Linked DNA regions of Homo sapiens: region 1 is linked to region 2. A link is an interaction called in ENCODE POLR2A ChIA-PET data of the cell type or tissue named here. Cell type or tissue: MCF 10A. All regions are shown on one strand. Region 1 has its middle 3.5 kb from the start of TRK-TTT8-1. Region 2 has its middle 26 kb from the start of SLC60A1.

The links. ChIA-PET counts read pairs that join two places held together with the same protein. Peaks named below come from ENCODE experiments on the same cell type or tissue, not always from the same donor. Only the 100,000 strongest peaks of a DNase experiment are listed, where the experiment ranks them.
Region 1: POLR2A ChIA-PET joins it to region 2 with 6 read pairs; 5 of 35 experiments call an interaction of 5 or more read pairs at or near these places.

What each region holds. Positions count from the first base shown.
Region 1 is chr1:205,475,686-205,479,685 of GRCh38, forward strand. No RefSeq gene overlaps it. Among named protein-coding and RNA genes, the nearest start is that of TRK-TTT8-1, 3.5 kb to the left of the region's middle. In MCF 10A, no CTCF peak of the experiment used is centred here; a DNase peak (open chromatin) is centred at 2,426.
Region 2 is chr1:205,541,391-205,545,390 of GRCh38, forward strand. No RefSeq gene overlaps it. Among named protein-coding and RNA genes, the nearest start is that of SLC60A1, 26 kb to the right of the region's middle. RefSeq lists silencers at 2,011-2,060, 2,161-2,290 and an enhancer at 2,151-2,445. In MCF 10A, no CTCF peak of the experiment used is centred here; DNase peaks (open chromatin) are centred at 2,191 and 2,781.

The sequences.
Region 1 (4,000 bases), 66 kb before region 2:
CTTCCCTTCCCAGTTTCCCTTCCCTATTCCACTCCTGGTATATCCTGGGATCACTTCCTAAATAAAATTCTACAGTTAAAACTTTATTTCAAATTGGAATGCTTCATACGTTGCTGGTGGGAATGTAAAATGGCGTAGCTGCTTTGGAGGATAGTTTGGCAGGTTCCCAAAATGTTAAATATGGAGCTACCATATGACCCAACATTTCCACTAGGTATCTATACCTGAAAGAATTGAAACATATGTCCGCACAAAAACTTGTACATAAATATTTATAGCAGCATAATCCATAATAGCAAGAAAGTGGAAACCACCCAAATGTCCATGAAATGGTGAATGAATAAGCTAAATGTGGTACATCCATACAATGGAATAGTATTCAGCCATAGAAAGGAATGAAGTACTAATACATGCTACAACATGGATGAACTTTGAAAACATTATGCTAGATGAATGAAGCTAGTCACAAAGGGCCACATATTGTATGATTCCATTGATATGAAAGTCCAGAATAGGGAAATCTATAGACACAACAACTATATTTGTGATTGCTAGGGGTCAGGGGAAGAGGAGAATGGGAATAACTGCTAATGTGTATGAGGTTTCTTTATAGGGTGATGAAAGTGTTCTAAAATTGTGATGGTTGCACAACTCTTAATATACTAAAAATCACCACATTATACACTTTGAAGGGGTAAATTATATGGTATGTGAGTTATATCTCAATAAAGCTTTTTAATTTTTTTAAAGCCCTTGTCTCAAGGTTCACTTCTTGGGAAACCTCAACTAGGATTCCCTAGAACCTAGAATTGTGCCTAGCACATAGTAAGTGTTTAATCAGTGTGGAAATACATGTTGAATGACTGAATATTGAACAACAGCAAACTCAGGTTTAATATGTCACATACACACAACTGCTAATAGAACCATACCTCCATTCCCACAAGCCAGGCCTTGACCACCACCTCATTCCCTACGGGAAACATTAAGTCCGGCAGGCATGTCTGTTGCAATTGTTAGCTTGTGAAAGGAGCAGAGTGGTGTGTATGTGTGTTAGTGAGATGGTGAGGGAGGGAAAGGGATGTGTGTGGTGTGTATGGGGTTGGGGGTGTGTGTGTGTGATGTGTGTGTAGTATGTGTGGTGTGAATGCTGTGTGTGTATATATGTGTAGTGTGTGTATATGTGTGCTGTGCGGTGTGTGTGTGTATGTGTACAGTGTGTGTATGTAGTATGTATGGTATATATATGGTGTGTGCTGTACATATGCATGTGTGTGTGTATATGTGTGTGGTGTATGTGTGGTGTGTGTGTGTATACGTGTAGTGTGTTTATATGTGTGTGGTATGGGGTTCCTGCAGCAGGTCACTGTCACTCTGCAGGGTGTCCCCACCCGCAGGGATTTGGCCGACATCTTCAGCTGTCCATTGGTTGGCCAGTCCCATCTTTTGGGGTTCAAAGGCTGAGAAGAGAAAATGGAGCCCGACCCTGAGCAGGTTTAGAGCAGAGGACACCCCTCACCCATGATCCAACATGCCAGACCCTTTCTCATCTGTTAGCAAGAAAGCCAGTCCTTGAGGGACTTAGATCACTCCCATCACCATTAGAATGGGCTTCCCAACATCTATGACTCAACATCCCCCTCAACTGAGTGAGACTGTCAGATCCCTGCCCCCATCCCCCACCCCTACCTGCTATGGCCTAGCTGAGCTCCAAGGATGAAGACCCCGCGGCCCCAGGTGTGCCTGCGAAGCTGTATGTGGGGTGAGGAGCACACTGGTGAGCAGGGTGTGAGCCCTGGGACTGTCACAGCCCCGTAAGGTTCAGAGCAGGCTCCTTCCCACCTTGGCCCGGGTCTCCTGGGAGTGTGGTGAGGCACAGGGCTGGCTGTCTGCTGACATTCTCAGTCCTTCCAGCAGGGTACATCCTCTGCCCTTCCCCCTGAGGGGTTAACCATCAGGACTGCCCCTCCTTCCTCAAACCCTGGCAGTTCCAGGGGTGCCCTCTGTCCCAGGCCTGGCCTGGCCAGCTGCCCCCTCCATTCTGCAGGGCCATGTGGATTCCCTCTAGCTGTCCCTGGTCCAGGCGCTCAGTGGCAGAACTGTAAATCCTCTAGGCTGGCTCCAGACTCTACCTGCCTGGGCACCTGCTTCGGAGGACGGGCCTGCCTTTCCCGCCCCCGGCAGATGGCCACTGCGCCTTGGGATCTGCAAGCAGGAAAAGCAGCACCAAGCATCCCCTGACTGGGCCTCCCTTGGTCCTGGCCCGCTTCCCTCACACCCCTCCCCAGGCAGCGTGCCCCTGCCCACCTGTGGGCAGCACTGGCTGTTGGCTCCAGCCCATTCCAGTGCTCATTCTGACGGTTAAGTCAGACGTCACTCCACAAATATTTTTGGCCTCCTTGCTCTGAGCCAGGCACTGTGCCAGGCCCTGGGGATACCAAGATGAATGAGGAAGCTAGAGGGTACTGCCCACAAGGACTCAGGAGAGCAGAGCAAGTAACACAGAACGCAATGTAGTAAAAGCAAGGGCATTGTTCATAAAACAGAGCTAATCACACGCAGGCACTGCTGTAAGCACTTTATGTACATTAGGTCATGTAGTTGCACAGCTCCATGGTGGAGGTCTCATTACAAATACGGAAGCTGAGGCTCAGAGAGGTGAGGACATTTGTCCAGGGCCACCCAACTACTACAGGGTCGAGGTAGGATTCAAACCCAGGCTGTCCAGCTGTCCAGCTCGAGCCTAGCTTTTATTTATTTATCTATTTATTTATTTGAGACTGAGTCTCACTCTATCACCCAGGCTGGAGTGCAGTGGTGCTATCTTGGCTCACTGCAACCTCCGCCTCCTGGGTTCAAGTGATTCTCGTGCCTTAGCCTCCAGAGTAGCTGGGATTACAGGCATGCACCACCACACCCGGCTAATTATTGTATTTTTCAGTAGAGGCAGGGTTTCTCCATGTTGGCCAGGCTGGTCTCAAACTCCTGACCTCAATTGATCTGCCTGTCAAGGCTAGCTTTTAAACAATGTTAGATTGCTTCCAGATGAACCCAGGAGGAAGAAGCTCAGAGGGCATCTCTGAGCTGCCTGGAGAGGTAGTGAGGGATCACCGGGCAGCTGGCTTTCTCTTCCCAGAGGCATTGAACTGATTTAAATATGGCTCTAAACACAGTGAGCTGGCAGGGGCCTTGGGGCCTCATGATATTAAGCCCTTAATGGTGTGAAGCCCTTCCAGGTACTAAAGGGCAGCAATGTTGGCCCTTGGCATGGGAGGGCAGGGAGGGAGGAGGGCCATGGTGCCAAGAATCTGTAACCACAAGACACCATGTCTCAAAAAAAAAAATTTTTTTTGAGACAGGGTCTTGCTCTGTTGCCCAGGCTGGAGTGCAGTGGCACAGTCTTGGCCCACTGCAGCCTCAAACTCCTGGGCTTAAGCTGTCCTTCCACCTCAGCCTCCCGAGTAGCTGGGACTACAGGTGTGTGCCACCATGCCAGGCTAATTTTTTAATTTTTTGCAGAAGTGGGGTCTTGCTATGTTGCCCAGGCTGGTCTCGAACTCTGGGTTCAAGCAATCCTCCCACCTTACCCTCCCAAAGTGCTGGGATGACAGAAGTGAGCTACTCCTGGCTAAGACACCCTGTCTTTGGTGCCAATATCACCACATGAGCAGAGGGCAGTCCTGGGGGTCCCAATGAGGCCTCTCCACCATTTATTTTATTCATTCCATTATAGTCCATACTTGCTTGATCACCACACTTATTTCATTGCCTGTCTATCTCCTAAGTCTCCAAGTTCCCCCATGAGCCATCACACCTGGGCAGGGCATGAATGTTAACATGTATCCCCAGGACCATGGTGATGGGGAGGGGGGTGGGGTGGTGGGGGGTGGGGGGGCAGGGTGAAGCTTCATTCATAAGCACCCTCACTCCTCACTACAAACTCTCAGAGAGTTCTGAGAACTCTCCAGGAACAATGTTGCAACCATTCGTTCCACACATA
Region 2 (4,000 bases):
TCCCCATTTACAGTCACGGGGTACAGCCAATCTTGTTTCTAAGGTGTTTCCAAACTCTACTCCCCAACCTCCACTCCTAGGTGTTCCTGGGCTGCAGAGGGCCTCCAGAGAGGCTTCAGGACATTCCACTGACTGTCCCACTGTCACCACTAAGGGTTGAGCCTCCTCGCTAGCAAGGTGCCTAAGCCCCTTGTACCCTGGCTCCGACTTCTTTGCATACTCTGCAATCTTGCTACTAGACCAAGGACCCATTTTCCCCAAGGGCACCTCCTACCTTAAGCCCTTGTGCCTGAGTCTGTCCACGTTCCCTCTGTTTGGACTTCCTTCCTTCCTTCCAGCTCCCTGCAGCACCAGTTCCAGTTCAGTCACTGTGCCTTGGGCAAACTCCCTCACCTGGCTGAGACCTTGGTGCTTTTGTCCCTACAATGAAGGTGGGTCCTGGATGCCCTCAGAGTCTCATTCTTGCTCCTGGATGTTACATAAACCTGTCTGCTGTCACTTTCGTGTTTTATAATCCCCCCTCTTCTTCTTTCAAACATGCCTCAAACTCCCTTCCTCCAGGAAGCCTTCCTTAATCAGCCCCGTGAATGCTCCCATATGTGCTCAGTTCTGGTGGTAGCAAGTGGGCCTATGCCAGTGCTGGTGCCAAGGGGTCCACAGGGGCCTTAGCTCCCTCATAACCTCCATTGCCTGAAAGGCCACCCAAATACCTATAACCTAAGTGAAAAACAGAGCTTAGCATAGAAACAGTGACCACTTCTCAGTAAATCCCCCAAGCATTCTCCCAATCCCCAACCAGACCTACCCCAAGCCAGACAGTCTAGAAATTCTAGTTGTCTATAGTCTACACTTTTTATTTTTTTGGAGACGGAGTCTCGCTCTGTCACCCAGGCTGGAGTGCGGTGGCGTTATCTTGGCTCACTGCAACCTGCACCTCCTGGATTGAAGCAATTCTTCTGCCTCAGCCTCCCAAGTAGCTGGGACTTACAGGCACATGCCACCATGCTCGGCTAATTTTTTGTATTTTAGTAGAGACGGGCTTTCATCATGTTGCCCAGGCTGGTCTTGAACTCCTTAGCTCAGGCAATCCGCCCACCTTGGCATGCTGCTCTCAGCGCACACAATGGGCATGGGAGAACAATGACGAGGAGAAAAACATCCCGCCCGCGCGTCCATGGGCTCACATCCTCCTTTCCCAAAGTGAAAGGATTACAGGCATGAGCCACCGCACCCAGCTTAGTCTACACTCTTGTATCTAGGTTTTCAGTGTCTAAGTCTCTTTCTTGGGTTTAAGTTGTAAGCTGCCTGGGATGAAAAGCGCCATGCCTTCTAATTCCTGGCTGTGACCTCCCCCAGTGGCTTTGTCAGAGGAATGACACCACCTGGTGACCAAGTATTTTTTTAAATAATTATTTGGGTTTTTGTTTGTTTGTTTTTATTTATTTTTTGAGATGGAGTTTCACTCTTGTTGCCTAGGCTGGAATGCAATGGCACAATCTCGGCTCACTGTAACCTCCGCCTCCCAGGTTCAAGCAATTCTCCTGCCTCAGCCTCCCAAGTAGCTGGGATTACAGGTGCATGTCACCATGCCTGACTAATTTTGCATTTTTAGTAGAAACGGGGTTTCACCATGTTGGTCAGCCTGGTCTCGAACTCCTGACCTCAAGTAATCCACCTGCCTCAACCTCCCAAAATGCTGGGATTACAGGCGTGAGCCACCGCGCCTGGCTAATGTTTTTAATAATTATGAAAATGCTTTCACGCCCAGTAGCCCTTGTTGCCTCACCTTCTGTGAGGGAAACAGAGCATGCACGATTTCCCCATTTCAGTGGATGGGGAAACTGAGGCTTTGGGATTTTGAACTCCTTGCACATGGGAGGTTAAGTGGCAACACTTGGCCTCCTACCAGGCACACCCCTGCCCCAACGCTGTGCACCGTAGGTCAGTAACTCTGAACTGTTTTGTTTGCCAGCTCAGGTTTTAATCCGTTTCAGCATCGGGCCGTGAGCAGTGGCCGCGGGGCTAGCAGGAGAGCCAGAATAAGCAGATTTGGCTTCTAATCTGACTCACCCAACTGGTTCAGAATGCAGCCAAACCGGGGAAATTTGGGTGAGCTCCTCCTCTTCCCCTCCCTCACTTGCTCTCGCAGTTGTCCTCTAGCACCTCTCTCTATCCCTCCCTCCCCGTCCCCCCGCCCCACTCCCCCAGCTCTGGGAGCGCATGCGGGGGCGGGGTCCTAGGAGGATGTGAGCCCATGGACACGCGGGCGGGATGTTTTTCTCCTCGTCATTGTTCTCCCATGCCCATTGTGTGCGCTGAGAGCAGCACGTCACCAAGTCGCCTGGCAGGCTCTCAGCAGAGCTGGGGAATGTTTCCGGAGTGGACTAATCCATTATGAATGGCCGAAACTTTTTAAAAGCTCTGGCGTTTCTTTGCATGGCCAGACTGGGAGAGCCAAAGAGAAGGAAGGATTTGGAAACTCCTGGCTTTGAGGCTACAGGTCCCAGGGACCTTGGCAGACCCGTGGTTTGCCAAGAGGGCCTTTCAGACTGGGCCTGCCACCCAGTGAGGGATCTAGGAATGTCACGTGGAGGGGAAATGGCAGGTGGGGCCGTGGATGGAGGGCTCAGCTGGAGGTGTGGAAGGAGTCAAAATTGTATTATTTTTTGTTTACAACACCTGACCCCAACTTGGGACTTGGGATGGCTCACACCTGAGTATGGGAAAGGACCTAGTCACCTTTGAAAGCTTCACTGAGCTCCCCCCAGAGGAAATGGAAAGTCAGAATTGTTTTGAAGTGGGTCAGTGTTTGCCAGTGGGTGAGTAATGCTCAGTGCTCCCAGCTCTTTCCTCCCAGAGAAAGCATTCCTCTATGCATCCCTCTCTTTACCACTAGGCTGGGGGTGCCATCTCTCCGAGGTGCCCAGTGCTTTGCGTACATTTCTTCATTGTTTGATTGGTCTTGTGAGAATCAACTCACAGCAAGACCAATAAGCTTGTGTAGTAACCTATTTCTTTAGATGAGGAAACTGAGTTTCACAGAGACTGAGATTGCTCCAGACCACGCAGCTACTTTGTGGCAGAGCTGGGACTGGAACCCAGGTCTGTGACACTCCAAAGTCCATGTTCTGCGACAGAATTTCTCAAGCATTCAGGTGCATAAGTGATGGCTGGGGTGCCAGCCGAGAGTGCAGATTTCTGGGCGCTGTCCCCTCTTCCTCATCCTAATTCAACAAATCAGAGTTGGGGGCAGGAATCTGCATTTTTGACAAATAACAGGTGATTCGGAAGCGGTTGGGGCAAGGTTGAGAAACACTGACTTGGGGCTCTGTTGTTGTTGTTATTGCTTGAGACAGAGTCTTGCTCTGTCGCCCAGGCTGGAGTGCAGTGGCACGATCTTGGCCCATTGCAACCTCCACCTCCCAGGTTCAAGCAGTTCTCCTGCCCCAGCCTCCCAGTTAGCTGGGATTACAGACGTGTGCTACCACGCCTGGCTAATTTTTTTTTATTCTCCAATTTAAAACTTTTAATTAAAAAGTAAACTTCAATGTCAAAAATGCAAACTTGGGGAGGGCAGAAGTATCACCCACAAGGCTGTCACTTCACACTTGGAGGGTTGCACAGCGGCCAGGCAGAGGCACTCCTCACATCCCAGATGGTGGGCGGCGGCCGGGCAGAGGTGCTCCTCACTTCCCAGACAGGGTGGCGGCCAGAAAGAGGCACTCCTCACTTCCCAGACAGGGCGGCGGCCAGAGAGAGGTGCTCCTCACTTGACACGTGGCTAATTTTTGTATTTTTAGTAGGGATGGGGTTTCACCATGTTGAGCAGGCTGGTCTTGAACTCCTGACCTCAGGTGATCCCGCTGCCTCAGCTTCCAAAGTGCTAAGATTACAGGCGTGAGCCACCACGCCCACCCAGGGCTCTGTTTTATGACGTCAGCCAAAAGAGCAGCAACCTGGTCTGAAAACAGGCGCAGGCTAGGGCCCTGCTGAGCCCTCA